Linked DNA regions of Mus musculus: region 1 is linked to region 2. Evidence: chromatin loops called from intact Hi-C (ENCODE). Cell type or tissue: left cerebral cortex. All regions are shown on one strand.

Region 1 (8,000 bases), 60 kb after region 2:
TTTAAAAGATTATAAAGGTTAAAACAATTTCAAAGAAGTCTCAAATCAAAGAAGTGAGTTTGTTGCTAGCGGTGCTACTGGTGTGTCTTAGCTCTGCTCGTTCGGAGATGGACAGGGCAGTTTTGCCCCAGAGCAGGCTGAGCTCAGGGCAAGGTCACCACTGCCTCTGAGCAGGACCATTATCTCGACAGAAAGAGTTAATCATAACAAGCCTTAGCTGCAAACTGTGGATGCCAGTTAGGACTGGTGGTTGTGCTGGTCTGACTCAGGCAAGGCCATGGCTACTTCAAGGTCAGGGTGTTGCAAACCATGATAAGCATTAGTTGCAATTACCCCAGTGTGGCGGGACATTGAACCACTGCCCGACAGCCTGCATAGAACTCCCCATCTCTAGAGACACTTAGAAAGTCACTGTCAAGGTAGTTCTGCCCACTGTCTCATCTACCATGGCTTTCTTGAATTACACTTTAATAACTCCACTTTTGCCTTTAGTCTTTGGTGAATTCATTCACAGCCCACAGGTCGCTAGCCTGTCACTGTCACTCCTGTCACAGAGTCAGCGGCTTTGTGTAGAGTATAGAACAGAAGGACTAGATAAATGTGTAAATGCAAGGGGAATAGGAATTTTCTAGCTTAGACGAAAGAGACAGAGAAAGGAGGAGGCTAGATTGGAACCCATGGTATAGGCGTCTAAATTAGAGATATCCATCACTCGGGATTTAAAAGTATCTGGGGAGGGTGGTGAGATGGCTCAGTGGTTAAGGATACTTGCTGTTCTTCTAAAGGACTTGGGTTCAGTTCCCAGCACTCACATAGCAGCTTATAATCATCTGTGCTCCTATTCTAGGGGGTCTGATGCCCTCTTCTGACTTCTGTGGACACCAGACATCCATGTGGTGTCCATAGAGGTCATGATCACACGTGAACGAACACACATGCACTTGCACACACATGCACACGAAATATTCATAACATAAGCAGGAATAACTAAACCTAAGAACAATTTAAAAAATATCTGCGGTGAGAGGCATATTGTTTGTGAGGGTAACACTGATGGTCAACCTGACAGATCTAGAATCAAGGTTCCTGGGATACCCATGAGGTATTATCTAGATTAGGCATGCCTGTGAGGGATGTGTGGGGGCAGGGAAACTGAAGTGGGAAGACTCCCCCTGAATGTGGCCAATACCTTCTATCAGAAGCTGATATACAAGGAGCCCCAAGGGAAAACCCTTTGCTTGCTTGCCTTTGCCTCTTGCTAGTGAGCGCTTCTGTCATTGCTTCTAAATTCCTTTGCTGGCACCAGAACCAGGCTTCATTGGCTCTCCAAGATGGACTGAAGGCCATTGGTTCTACAGGAGCCTTGGCATCAGATTGGGACTACTGAGGCACCCAGGCTGCTGGTATGAGCAGCTGCCAGGTCCCCCAGCCTTTTCACATTGCAGGCAGCCATCCTTGGACTGACTACCCAGACCATATCATGTGAGGTGGCTGAATAAATCCCCTTTGAATATAGTCATTATATTGGTTCTTTTTCTAAAGAGAACCCAACTACACTGTTTTATGTTATGTGACACAATATAAAAGGAAACACACAGAAGAACTTTATAACAAAACTTTCCAAGGACAATCGGCAAGGACTATTGAGAACTGGTTTTGAGAACTGGTAGGCATTGTGCTGGAGAGCAGAGAGTGCTAGACGATAAAACATCCCCAGGACACAGAAGCAAGGGCTTCCAAGAAACAAACCCAGCAGTCCACATCCGTTTTCAATGCAAAGAGGAGGGGCTTTGTTGAGGAGATAGGAACCTTGAACAAGCCGCATCTTGCTCTATGCACCTTGCTCCGTAGGTAACAATGACAAACTGGCAGAGTGCATGTCCAGAAATGAAGGAAGTCTTGTGAATATCCGCCATTGTTCTAAAGGTTTCTAAATTTAATCACGAGGAAATAATCCCACGAATCCAGAACTTGACAAGACAATTGGTCTGGACCGCAACTATGCCAAAGTTAAGAAGAGTTTAGGAAACTAGAGGCTCCGGTCAGATTGTAAATAAATAGCTAATGAAAAAAAGAAAAAGAAAACGAGAGCTCTGGTTTAAGAAGTTTACGAGAGGTGAATTCAGATGCATTGGGTTGATTTTTAGTAGCTCCCGAGTTTCCTGTGCGCATGTGTGGATGACCTTTTGAGACAGCAAGGGGATATAAATATTATCATATTTATATGGGATATGATTGAAAATGTACTCAGTCTCTTGTATATGATAAGTGGTAATTTTTCAAGAGTTCGGTGTGAAAGGAATAGACACAGAAAGAATGCAAGAGTTGCGAAATGCTAGCGTTGGTGAGTCTGGGCTCTCAGTTTTCAGTCAGCACATTTCAAATTATAAAGCTCTATGTTAAAAACAGTGAACGCAAGATGATTCTTTGCGACTGCCGAGGTTCTGGGAGACACGGAGAAGCCCCTCTGAAGAAGAGTCTGTGGCTTCCCGGCTTCCCCTTCACAGACCGAAGGCAGTGGGGAGCAGCGAGCAGCCCGCAGCTCGGTTCCCAGCAGTGAGAGCCTGAGAACCCCAGTCTGGTTGCTTCTGGGACCCGCTCTTCCTGGGTCTCCTTGGCTGTGGCTGGAGGCGTGGCCTTGAGGGAGCCGGTGTCGACAGTGACCAATGAGAACGTGGTGTGGGCGTGTCCGGGCGAGAAGCGGGCGGAGCCGTTCCCGGCTTGGGCCGCGCCCGCCGTTCGGCGGCCTTTTCTTCCGCTCCCGCACCGAGGTGCTCCCAGGCGGCTGCACTGGCTCCGAGGAGTAGCAGGAGGAGCTCCGCCGCGGGGTGAGTTCCCGGCCGCGCTGCTGCCTTGTGGACCTGGCCAGAGAACCGCTGCGGCGGGTTTGCTCCGGGCTGAAGTGCGCTGGGGTTCGCGGGCTGGGGTTCGGTGGGTACGAGGTTCCGGAGCCCGGGCTCGCTCTGGGACCCGGGCTCGCTCCCGGGTTCTAGTGGTTCTGCGGGATCTGCGGAGGATGGCTGAGGGGGGCGTCCGGGAGGCTCAAGGGTTGCACCCTTTGCTGCGACACTTCTTCCTCCCACCGGTGTGCGCCCCTCCCATCCGTGGGCAGAGACGGTGCAGCTTCAGCACCCGCGAGCTCAGTACCCGGGATAGGGCTCTTCATCCATTGAATTGCTGGTGTAGGGCTGGGGATGTTGCTCAGTGGTTGAGCTATTTATTGTATACAGGGTCCCGGGTTCAATCATCAGCGTTGCTAAATAGGCGGTTAATAAACAATGTCCATTTTCTTTAAGGTAATGGGGCGCGCGCGTACACACACACACACACACACACACACACACAAATTGCTCGTGAAACAACAAGCTAGGTTGCTGCTTGCGAGTTCGCAAGAACCTGTCAAATGAATTGCTCGAAAAGTTAACGTGCTAATGCGTTTTAAAGGCTTTTTAGGTGTAATTTCAGGCAAAACACTCAGTAGTCAGGATTGTTCTTGCCTAAGAATAGCAAAACAATGCTAGAACGAACGCCCTTGTAGATTCTACATTCGGAGATGTGTTAGTGTGAAGCTGAAAGGCATGGATTTAGATCTTAGCAGTGGCACTGCCAACTTTTGTAACATGGGCTTAATTATCTCGTGAAAAAATGGTACTATTTCTAAAATGTTTTTAAAACACCATATTTCATAAGTATGTGTTGAGTTTGGTTTTTTCTTTTTTTTACCTGTACACTTAAAAAAAGATTCACCCAGTCTTATTTATGTGTCTGTGAGTTTATATGCGAAGTACTTTTGGAAGTCAGAATGCATCAGATTCTCTAAAACAGGAGTTCTAAGCAGGTGTGAGCCACTTGATGTGGATAGTGGGAATCGAACCCTGGTCCTCTGGAAGAACAGGCTGAGCCATCTCTCGGCCCCTCACTGTGTGCTTTTAATGAAGAATAGGAATAGGAAAGGCTTATGAAAAGACAGTGTAATGGGGGAGAGATTTATGAGAACACGAAGGGAAGAGTATGTGATTACGGTTTAAGACTGTACACTGAAAGAACAGACCAAAATGAAAATGATTTATTAATTATATAAGAGGAACTTGGAGAGCCCGCAGAAGTACTAGCAGTGCCAATTTTAAAGAATAATCGTACAAAGCAGTGAGTTTCATCACACTGACTTCATAGCTTTGTTTCTCATCCTACCCACCCGCCCCCTCCCTCCATCGACTGCCTGCCCAGTTAGAGCCCTTCTACTTTCTTTTTTTTCTCATTTTTTAAAATATTTTTTATTATGTATTTTCCTCAATTACATTTCCAATGCTATCCCAAAAGTCCCCTATACCCTCCCCCCCCCACTTCCCTACCCACCCATTCCCAATTTTTTGGCCCTGGCGTTCCCCTGTACTGGGGCATATAAAGTTTGTGTGTCCAATGGGCCTCTCTTTCCAGTGATGGCCGACTAGGCCATTTTTTGATACATATGCAGCTAGAGTCCAGAGCTCCGGGGTACTGGTTAGTTCATAATGTTCCACCTATAGGGTTGCAGATCCCTTTAGCTCCTTGGGTACTTTCTCTAGCTCCTCCATTGGGAGCCCTGTGATCCATCCATTAGCTGACTGTGAGCATCCACTTCTGTGTTTGCTAGGCCCCGGCCCTTCTACTTTCTAGTCCATCAGCTGTTTCCTTTCTCTCCGAAGGTCTTTTCCTCCTTTCTCATGACTGTCTTCCTAGTAACATGATCCGTACACATACACTTACAAATACACACATATATTTATTTATTTATTTATTTTTTAATCTCTTTTCTTTTTTTTTAATATTTATTTATTTATTATATGTAAGTACACTGTAGCTGTCCTCAGACACTCCAGAAGAGGGAGTCAGATCTTGTTATGGATGGTTGTGAGCCACCATGTGGTTGCTGGGATTTGAACTCCTGACCTTCGGAAGAGCAGTCGGGTGCTCTTACCCACTGAGCCATCTCACCAGCCCATACACATATATTTATGAACATAAAACATGGAATGTTTGTCTTTTGGAGTCTAGCTTATATTCTATTTTTTTAAAAAAAGACTTATTTATTTATTATTATATGTAAGTACACCGTAGCTGTCTTCAGACACTCAAGAAGAGAGTGTCAGATCCCATTACAGATGGTTGTGAGCCACCATGTGGTTGCTGGGATTTGAACTCGGGACTTTCGGAAGAGCAGTCGGTGCTCTCAACTGCTGAGCCATCTCAACAGCCCCCTAACTTATATTCCTTTATATAGTGACTTTCAGTTGTATACATTTTCCCACAAATGCCGTGATTTCATTTTTTCTTGTGGCTGCATAAAATTCTGTTGTATATTGTCACAGTTTGTATATGCTTGGCCCAGGGAGTGGCACTGTTAGGAGGTGAGGCCCTGTTGGAGTAGGTGTGTCACTGTGGCTTTAAGACCCTCATCCTAGCTGCCTGGAAGTCAGTATTCTGCTAGCAGCCTTTAGATGAAGATGTAGAACTCTCAGTTCCTCTTGCACCATGCCTGCCTGGAAGATGCCCTGATGATAATGGACTGAACCTGATTTCATTTAAACCTATGAACCTGTAAGCCAGCCCCAATTAAATGTTGTCCTTAGAAGAGTTGCCTTGGACGTGGTGTCTGTTCACAGCAGTAAAACCCTAGCTAAGACATATATGTGGATCACTTATTTTTATTTTTAATTTATTTTTGGTATTTTTGATATTCCTTATGGAGCTAGGTATTTTGGGGCCTCACTATGTAGTTTTGGCTAGCCTAGAACTTGATATGTAGAGCAGGCTGGCCTTGAACTAACAGAGATTGACATGCCTCTGCCTCCCAAGTACTGGGAGGGAAAGTGAGTGCTACCATGTTAGTCGTGGAACACATTTTCTATATCCATTCATCCGCTGATGGACATCTAGGTGTACTCTGTGCCCCAAGGTATTGTGAATAGACCATGAATGTGCGTGTGTCTCTGTGGTGTGTTAACGTGGAATTGTTTGGGTATATACCTAAACTGGACCATATGGGAGTTCTTTTTCTTCTTTTGATTTTTGAGGCAGGGTTTCTCTGTGTAATCCTGGCTGCCCTGGAGCTCGCTCTGTAGCCCAGCTATCCTTGAACTCGGAGATCTGTCTGCTCAGCTTTTTTTTTTTTTTTTTAAATTAAAGAACTCCCTCCATATTTAATTTGATAGTGGCTGCACAAATTTACATTTCTACCAGCAGGGAGTGATATTTTCCTTTTAAGGTCATACTCACCAGTATTTGCCATCTTTTTAAAATCAATTAATTTGTGTGTATGTGAGTGTGTGAGTGTGTGTGTGTGTGTGTGTGAGAGTATGTGTGAGTGTGTGTGAGTGTGTGTGAGTATGTGAGTGTGGATGAGTGTGTGTGTGAGTGTGTGTGAGTGTGTGTGTGTGTGTATGTGTGTGTGTGAGTGTGTGTGAGTGTGTGTGTGTGTGTGTATGTGTGTGTGTGAGTGTGTGTGTCCGTGTACATGAGGTCACATGCGTGAGATAACCTACAGCACAGGTGCAGAGTCTGAGAACAGCTTTCAGAAGTCACGTGTCCTGTGGCTCTCTAGGACTGAACTCAGGTTGTCAGGCTTGGTGACAGGTACTTTTCCTGAGCCATCTTGTGACCCTCATTTGTTTTCTTGGTGACAGCCATTCTGTCTGCAGTGAGATGGAACCTCAAAGCAGTTTTATTTTTTTATTTTGTTTTTGGTTTTTTTTTCAAGACAGGGTCTCACTAGGTAGCTCAGACTGTCTTGGAACTATGTAGACCAGGCTGGCCATTGAACTCACAGAGATCCACCTGTCTCTGCCTCCAGAGTGCTGGGATTAAAGGCATGTGGCTCCATGCCCAGCTCAAAGCAGTCCTAATTTGCATTTACCTGCAGCTCCTTATATGTCCTGGTTGTTAATCCCTTGTCTCATGTGTAGTTGGCAAAGGTTCCTATGCCCCACCCTCTTCTGTAAGCTACCTCTTCACTGTTTTCTTTATGCAAAGAAGCCTTTGAATTTCATGTAATCCTATTAATTTTACTTCCTGTAAGTTCTGTGCTTTAATGGCCTCTCTTTACAGTTGTACAAATAAGTTCAGGTGGAAATAAATGCTCATTATCATAGAAGAGATGGTATAATAGAATGGGTAACAGTATATATCTTAAGTGTAGGGAGAAATTTTGAGTTTTTTTGTATAGATACTTTCATATATATAACCCTTAGCTTTCTACATGCTTGCTAAGTACTCTGTCACCAAGATACACCCCTCAGTCTTTAGTAAGCACACACACAGGCATGTGTATTTAACAGCTTTGGAAGATACTGTTTGACTGCAAAATATTCTGAAGAGGAAAGATCACGCAGTCCTTCAGAGAGACACCAGCTGCAATGCCTCATCCTGACTGAAGAGTTGCTTTTCGGAGGCTTGTTGCTTCAAGTCCTTTGTGTGGAAAATGTATAGCAATGCCCGACATCAAATATTTGAATGACAGCTGATGTCAGTGTTGTGCTTATGATGCAGCAAAGAGAATTGGCCAGTGGGTTTCAGTCTGACTTCGAGTGTATGACGAAACGTGAGGCGTGGTTGGAGATGACCTACAGCCACCGCCGGACTCTGGCTGTCTGCAAAGCTGTAAAGCCAGTTCTCAAGTTGAGACACATCTGTCTGTCTCCATCTTGGTCTTCACTATGTAGAGTTGGGGTTCTCAGAAAATCACTCCCCACATGAAGGTTGGAGATACGAATGGGACGCTCCTCTACAGGGGAGCGTAGACAGGAATGGGTTTGTTAGCTGAACACAGGTTACAGCCCACGATAACTGGAGCTCTGTCAGTTTGCTGTGGTCAGCACAGCCTGGACCACACCTGCTGGCAGACCCAGCCTTCAGCGAGACCTTTTTTTTTGTTGTTTGGATGCTTTCTGGTTCTTTATGTTTATTTGTTTGTTCCTTTTCTAGTTTCTCAAGACAGGGCTTCTCTGCTCCGACTGTCCTGGAAC
Region 2 (8,000 bases):
CAAAGGCAAAGTTAGCTCATCTTAGAGTAGGATTGCTGCCATCCTTCAGATCCTAACTCCAAAGACTAAGACAGGTTCAAGAGTTCCTAGGTACAGCTGGAAGCCTCTGTCTGGATACCCACAACACGTTGATGAAGATGTTCACTCTTGCGGCTTGCACGGTCTGCTTTCAGATAGCCCCATAGCTGCTCCTTCACACCTACATTCAAGTGGCACACTGCGAAGGCTTTCACAAACACCAAAACCTTTCTTCTCATCACCCCATTGTTCCACACATACAACAAAGCCCAGAACACAGTTACTCAAAACCTGTTTTCACCAAACATCAGAAAGATCAAGTGCTGCACTCTCCTGACCTATGCAGAAAGCATGGGTGCTTAATAACTAGAAAGTAAGTTATAATAAAATAGCACACTCAAGACAACTTAATTCATGAATTCCTGCCCTTCTGAAATAAGGCCATATATAAAACACAAGGCACACACTAGGACTCAACAGGACTGCAGAAAACTGCAGAGACAATTAGGAAAAGTTGTCTTCAAAAGTTAGGAACCTGGTATGGTAGGGCAAGCCTCCGGTCCTAGCACTAAGGTTGAGGAGTTCAAGGTCTATCAAGGCAAAAAAAAAAAAAAGCCAAGGTTTGAGAACGAAGCTCAAGGTTTGGTGCTGTGCCGCTAACCCCATAATCCCTAGATTCAACTTCAGGACCAAATCAACTAAGCAAGAGTCACGTGCCTATTGTCATGGGTGGTGACGGCAAAGTATCCTCAGCAATTTAAGGTCAACCTTGGATGTAAAAGCTGTCTCAAAAACCAATCTTCCCAGCCTGTTTGTTGTTCACTTTAATCCCAGCACTTGGGAGGCCTTGAGCTCAAGAGATTACAAAACAAGTTCCAAGACAGGAATACAGAGAAACTCTCAACAAACAACCCAAACCAGTCAAGGAAGGCTCAGCAGGGCCCTTTGGTACCCTATACTTATGTCCATCTCCAGGAAATCTCTCCTTTGACAATGGGCATCTGCAGCCACGTGCACAAACACATATATGCTTACTCATAATCTGAAATGTGTATACTATTGAGTTCTGGTCTTCCTCCCCTACCAAGCTTCTGCTGTCTTGTGTTCACTTCTCTAGGGCTAGCACTAGAACTTTTCTCAAGTTTCTTTCTGACCAGTGACCTCAAGACCCATTAAAATTCAAAGACAGCTAAGTGGCTTCCTAGACCTAGCAACACTTCCCCTTCATCACAATACCTAGTATCCAGTTATTTGGGCTTCATATTGCAGAGGTGCTAGTACCCTCTTAAGTTTAGTACCTTTTTAAGGCTTCTATCACTGGACAAACCTTAGACAGCAAAGCATGTTAATACTCCTACAGCAGACTATGCAGTTCTAGGCTTTCCAAGACCCAATTCCCGCAGGTGACTGGGTCATCTAACCTTACCCCAGTAAGCATGGGCTGCTGGCACTCCCGGGAAGGAACTACGCTGTATTCACTGTATCCCACCCCACCAGGTACCGAACTCCCCGATGGATCTGTGCCCTGTTTGTACAACTCTAAAGTGGCACAGGCCAGGCTTGGCAACCTCTATTCTAGTTACCAGGAATCTGACATTAGTCCAGGAGCAGACAGTACTTGTCTCCAACTAGTTGGTCTTTTTGTGCTTTTGGTAAGCTCTTCCACTGGAGGTGATGAAAGTCAGGGTCCACTTCTCACCTCTCCCTTCACTGTAACTGAGATTCTTGAGTTCACACACTCCAGTCTTGTAGAGTCCCCACTGCAGCAGTTAACTGAAGAGGCTTAGCTTTCTAGCGATGCTCAACCAGGCTCTAGCTTCTCAGACTACAGGGTCAGCACAATCACAGCAAAGAGTTCTTAAGTGGATTTAAATGCACTTTATTTTTAGACAACCCACATGACATGTTTTTTTTCCTTAAAAAAACAATGCCACCACTCCAAATAAATCACGGTCAAAATAAAAGCTCAAGATGACATCAGTCCCATTTGTCCTAAGTCCTGGTGTTGTATGGATGGTAAGCAGCAGCCAATTATGGTGACAGGTGATAGATCCAATTTGTTACTGCAAAACAAAGAGATGGCATTAACAACTGCCCCAGCCTGAGCTTATAACTGTCCTAGCATGTAGATGTACTCCCTAATTCAATCTGAACTGCCACAAAGGCAGGCAGGAAGCGCAGGGAGAGTTTCCTTTTGCATCCTAGTGCAAACCAGAAGAACAACCACAAACTGTTCGAGGTCTATCAGTGGATGCAGACCCTCACCGAGTTGGCAGCACTCACCCATCTTCCTGCCCACTCCAGTGCTCTACTGACAAACACCAGCTGTTGTCTGAATAACACTCCTACCCCACTGTCCCAGGCGGTCACCCACTTTCTCCAGTACATCTCTAAACTCACCTTCTACTGTGCTTACAAAAAAAGCCTCCAAAATCTAGGACAAGGAACACTGTCTCCACCAGTCCCTTATAAAACAGACATTTCTGTATTCCTTCTTACTGACCTCAGTAAACACTGAAACATCCTATTGCATGTAATATGAAATGGACTTGAACTACCGTGGGGCAGAGACCACACTCATTCTACGTGAGTTTATCCCAGGCCAGTGTCAAACTACTTACACACATGACCCTGAGCACTCTAGCAAGCCAGCTAATCTCATCTTCAAGCCCCTTTCATGTTCAAGGCTCTACTCTCCCACAGGATAAAGATCTCACAATCTACAAGGCCTGCCACCTGCAGATGGCAAAGAATCACTGCTGCACTCCCTGTCTTGACACTACTAATTTAAAGATACTTACACATTTCTCCATCTCTAAGCCATCCTTAAAGAAAATCATGAATGGAGTCACACCATCTTCACGGTAGTCCAGGAGAGCAACCATACCATCTGGATTCATGTTTTCACCAATAAAAAACTTAAGAAACACGTAACAAAAACCTACAATTAGACTATCTTATACACACAAATATAAAATCAAACTATAAAAAGCAGATCCAGAATAACCCCTGGCCAAAATTTGGCAAGAAAAACCCCTAGTTCTCAAAAATAACACATATGCTAGCCATGTTGGCACACACCTTTAATCCCAGCAATTAAGAGGCACTGGCAGGTAGACCTCTGGGTTCAAGGCTAGTCTGGTCTACAGATAACAGTCTCAATGAAAAGAAAGCAATGCCTATCATTTTAATACCAGCTCCTTGCCTGGTGTGGTGCTACACAAAATGGGCTGAGACTTTCATCTCAGAAGGCTGAGGTAACTGGGTCTAAGGGTGTTCCAGGACAGCCAGAGCCATGTACGAGACAGCAAACAGACTTTTTCGGATCCCACAGTTATTATACAACCCTTTGGTCCATTTACCTGGTAGTTATTGAAATTAGCAAGGATGTGCTTAATCTGCTCTGCAGCTCCAGTCATAAAAGGCTTTACTCTTTCTGGTTTCTGCTCTTCAAGTTTGCCTTTGAGTCTAAAACAGTAAAGTAACAGGTCATCAAAATACTGAATAATCTTTCAGTAAAGTAAGAATATAAGCTCCAATAGGTAATGTCTTCTAGCAAAATGATAGTTTACTAGGTGACAAGAAACCATTTAAAAGAATGTAATTCCTATATTACCTTTAAAGTAACTTTCTACCGGCTTGCTCACATTATTGAAAATCAACCTTCACTGTATAACAAAAGACCCTCCTTTCTTAAGCCCTTCCTACCTAAGCAACCAACTTCTTCTAGGAAGCTGACCACCAAAACGGGGTGTTTATGTCACTTACGATTTCATGTAGTCTTTGATGTACTTTTTGTAAGCCTCTTTTGTGAAGCTGGTTTCTTGTAAGTGATGGTTCATGACAATGTCAACACCGGTGACTACTGTGCTTTCGGTACCTTCGCCCTCCGGACCTTCAGCGGAAGCATTTCCACCGATGAGCGAGTCATCGATGGCACCCTCTGTTCTACTGACCATCTACATTTAGAAGAAAACAAAACAAAACAAAAAGACAATACAACTTAGTCGAAGGGGCAAAAAAAAAAAAAAAAAAAGAAAAAAAGAGAAAAAAAAAAAAAGGTCCGGCAACGATCAGTCAGCTCCCTGAAACATCTTAACCTCCCCCCAAATAGTCGCTGCCCGGACTGAGAGAGGTGGTCACTCTCATCAAGCGGAACCAAGTTGCTGTGGCCTCTCTCGAGTCGCCACGGGTTAAGCGCGCACAGCGCAAACCTGTCTTATAGACAATATGTCCCCGTTCGCCCGGAAAGAGGATGGCGCTGAGTTCGCGGACCTATTTCCAGGCTCGGCTCCGCCTCCACTTTTCTAGAAAAACCCAAGGTCCGCAAGAGCGTCTCCTCCGCCTGGAGGCGGCAGCGAGGATTGCACGAGTTCCAGCGGCCTCCCCGCGGCGCCCAGCCCAGCCCGGCCCGGCTCGGCCGACCCGGCAGGCAGGCGGCCAGCCTCCCCGCGCGCGGCGCCCCGCTCACCTTGCCCTCCACCTCCAGGCACAGCCCGTCCGCGATCTCCCGGATCTTGTAGATGTCGGAGAACAGCTCGTCATCTGAAAGCGAACAGAGAGAGCCGCCCGTGAGCGAGCGAAGGCCCGCCATTTCCCGCGCCGGGCTCGGCGCACGCGGCGGCTCCCGGCCCAAGCTCTGCGCTCGTGTCCCCGGCCTCCCCGGTGCCCACCCGCACCCAGGCCCGCGGGCGCCGGGACTTACGGCTGATGAGGTCCCGGTAGATGATCATGGTGACGGCTGGGGACGGCGGCGCTAGCCTGACAGCGCGGAAGCGAGCGCGGTGCAGCCGGAGCGGCGCGCGGGGGGAGGGGGGAGCGGGCGGAAAAGGCCGACGCGGGCGCTCCCCAACCTCATATAGAGGGCACGCTCGGCTACGTCACCGTCCGCGGCTCCCCCGGAACTGTCGTCAGCGGTGACGTGAACGCAGGGCGGTGCGGGGGCGTGGCTACGCCCGGCCGGCCCCGGGAGGGCATCCGGGGACTCTGCTGGGACACAATGCGGAGTGCCCCTGGGTGCGCGGGGCAACGGGGGCGGTGTGCGGATAGTGCGCCCGGGGCATGCTGGGACGGGAAGGGACTTGCGGCCGACCGATGGCCGGACGCTTGAGTCGCCGCCCGGGCGTGGCCAGGGTGTGACTGCGCCCCGCCTCCCGCCACGCCGCTTCAGTTCCCACCCCTTTCTCGGAAAGAAAATGTCAGCAGAATCGGATGACTGTTGTCGGGCGCGCCGCTGAGCCTGCGGGGACTACGGGGATGGCGCCGGGCTGGTGTCCCGGGTCTCCGACCTCCGGTCCTTGGCTGCCCACAGACTGCACCGGTTTTGCTCGCGGAGGGAGATGTCCTGGGGACTGGTCCTCTAGTGGGTTCCGAAAGTGAAAGCCTGCGGTGGGTCTGGCCGGACAGCTCTTCGCTGGCCTGTTCTGCTCTTGGTCGCAAACGGTGTCCTTTGTTAGGACAGTTCTGTATTGTCACTTTTATCCCTTTTATTCCTGGCGATGCAGGACTAAACAGACCCAAAATAAGGAGCTTCCCACTTGCCCGGGTCACTTGAAGGGCTTTCGCATCCACCACGAAGTACAACATACAACTTCCGAGACCCACCGTTCAGGTAAACATGTATGGCAGGATGAAATCACAGTTTCTTCCCTTCCAGATTTGGTTATAGTCCGTTGTAACCCTAGTGTTGCAATTTTCTCGCTTAAGAAGGACATAGCCAGCCCTGCCTGCCCTCGGACAGAAGGTTAGGTTAGTATGTCAAAGGAGAAGGCAGTTCACACTAACAAAGTGTTACAAGCACAGAGTAAACCATTCAGGAATAAAACTCTAGCCAAAGAGCAGAAGAAAAACCGTCCACTTAAGATGCGGTGGTCTGCTGCTTTCCTAGATACTCTAAAGGACACGGGGTAACAGTAAAAAAGTGAAGGACATCAGAAAACGTAGACATAGAACCGAGGGGCTATGACTTAGCAGTCTCAAAACTCAGTTATTTCTGAGTTATGTGAATCTTATTTGCACATCCCAGGTATTCATTTTCAAATTATTCAAAAATGCTCATTTACATAGATCCCCAAACATATTCTTTTTGGATTTTTCTGTTATTTTCTCCAGTTTTATGCCCAAATGTATTTTTTTAACATCATTAAAAATTTTTTTTTGTTTTTGTTTTTTCGAGACAGGGTTTCTCTGTATAGTCCTGGCTGTCCTGGAACTCACTTTATAGACCAGACTGGCCTTGAACTCAGAAATCCGCCTGCCTCTGCCTCCCAAGTGCTGGGATTAAAGATGTGCACCACCACCGTCCGGCTCATTGAAGAATTAAAAAACAAAAAAAAACAAAAAAAAAAAACAAAAAAAAAAACAAAACCATGGTGAAAGAGAGCTGAAGATTTGAAGCTAAGCAGTGCTGGCATCTTGTCTGTGTTACCAGTCCCACGATCTCAGGAAGTTCACCCTCTTTGAGCTTTAGTATGAAATGGAATTTCTGTGAATTTAATAAGATGAGTGAGAGGCTGACATACTTAACAGGTGATAAATAATATGTGGGATATGTATGCAATTCCCGATTTTTTTTCATAATATTCCTGAAGTTATTACTGTCAGGTCCAAAAGCCTTTTGTTCAGTTAACCTCTCCTCTCACCTCCTCTGCTTGCATAGCCCAAACCAGTCTTGAACTGATTTCGGAGGCCAGACAGGCCTGGAAATCAAAATTCTCCTGCCTTAGCTTCAATAGGGCTAGGATTACAGGTGTGAGCCAACCATTCTTATCTCAGAATACCATTAATAGTGAGAAAAGCCTTACAGGCTGGAGTAGAAAGTATCACTCAGGATGTGGTCTCGTGATTAGAACATAGGTGAATTTGGAACACTCCTTGGGTCAGAAAATGGATAAAGAACCAGGCAACCTGGACTATTCCTTTGAGAAAATGTGATATTCTCTCATTCTCCCGCCCCCCCCCCCGCCCCCCACATCTGCTTTCTCAGTCCTGGGACAAAGACATGCATAGCATCTGACACCACAGTGCTTTTTAAATCAAGGTTGAGAAAACTAAGTGACTAGTGAGTAACTATGAAAATGAATGAAGGGGAGGACTAGCTGTATTGCAGCACACATAATCCCAGGGATGCAGAGGTGAAGACCAGAGGAGCAGGAGTTTGAGGCCCTTTTCAGCCACACAAGTTCTAGACTATGTGAGAGCTTGTTTCAAAAATAAATAATTAAATAAATAATAAAAAAAATAGAATAGCATTTCTGTGATTATTCCCTTATTCTGAGAGTGCCTAATGACTCTGTTCAAATACACATTTTTGGGGGGTGGGGTTCGAGACAGGATTTCTCTGTGTAGCCCTGGATGTCCTGGAACTCACTTTGTAGACCAGGCTGGCCTTGAATTCAGAAATCCACCTACCTCTACCTCCCAAGTGCTGGGATTAAATGAGTTGGGCCAACACTGCCTGGCTCAAACTCTGAATGAAAAAAAAAAATACAGTGAATCCAGCTGGACATGGTGGTACTGCACTCCTTTAATTTCAGCACTAGGGAGGTAGAAGCAGGCAGAGCTGAGTTGAAGACCAACCTGATCTACACAGAAAAACCCTGTCTTGAAAAAACAAAGGAAAAAAAAAAAAGACACAGAAGACAATGGACCATAGTAAAAGTAAACAGTGTGTGCTACAGTATGGGGAAACTGGCCTCCGGCCTGGCAGTAGCAAGTTCCAGGCAAGCGTGCCCATCACCAGTAGTCAAGGGGGGCTGGACTGTAGTTTAAGGGCCCACGGTGGAACTATAATGATCCAGGTGAAACTGTAGTGTAGTGGTCAGATCAGTGACCGGTACTCTAATGGACAGCGGGACTTATCTAGTGGTGAGCTGAGCTCTAACTTAATATTGAGGGCTGTTAAAGTCACATTGACAGTGGTGAACAGTCTAGAGGTCAATAGATCTGTAGTCCACCTGCCTGGCAGTCGGAACTTGAGGGGA

What was found. Peaks named below come from ENCODE experiments on the same cell type or tissue, not always from the same donor. Only the 100,000 strongest peaks of a DNase experiment are listed, where the experiment ranks them.
Region 1: it touches region 2 in a loop (4-fold over the local background); 7 of 42 quality-filtered maps call a loop at or near these places.

Annotation. Positions count from the first base shown.
Region 1 is chr14:75,781,753-75,789,752 of GRCm38, reverse strand. Slc25a30 (solute carrier family 25, member 30) reads left to right here and starts at 2,716. Exons shown (of 10, transcript NM_026232.3): 1 at 2,716-2,828. In left cerebral cortex, no CTCF peak of the experiment used is centred here; DNase peaks (open chromatin) are centred at 2,688, 3,111 and 3,493; H3K4me3 peaks cover 2,100 bases; H3K27ac peaks cover 869 bases.
Region 2 is chr14:75,842,180-75,850,179 of GRCm38, reverse strand. Tpt1 (tumor protein, translationally-controlled 1) reads right to left here and starts at 4,924. Exons shown (of 6, transcript NM_009429.3): 1 at 4,724-4,924; 2 at 4,490-4,563; 3 at 3,787-3,977; 4 at 3,381-3,486; 5 at 2,820-2,936; 6 at 1,877-2,081. The coding sequence starts at 4,751. The coding sequence ends at 2,079. It overlaps Gm4285 (predicted gene 4285), which reads left to right and starts at 5,216. Exons shown (of 3, transcript NR_045294.1): 1 at 5,216-5,406; 2 at 5,523-5,629; 3 at 6,198-7,262. It overlaps Snora31 (small nucleolar RNA, H/ACA box 31), which reads right to left and starts at 2,257; the gene lies at 2,146-2,257. In left cerebral cortex, a CTCF peak has its summit at 4,361; DNase peaks (open chromatin) are centred at 2,264, 4,330, 5,008 and 5,638; H3K4me3 peaks cover 4,070 bases; H3K27ac peaks cover 3,483 bases.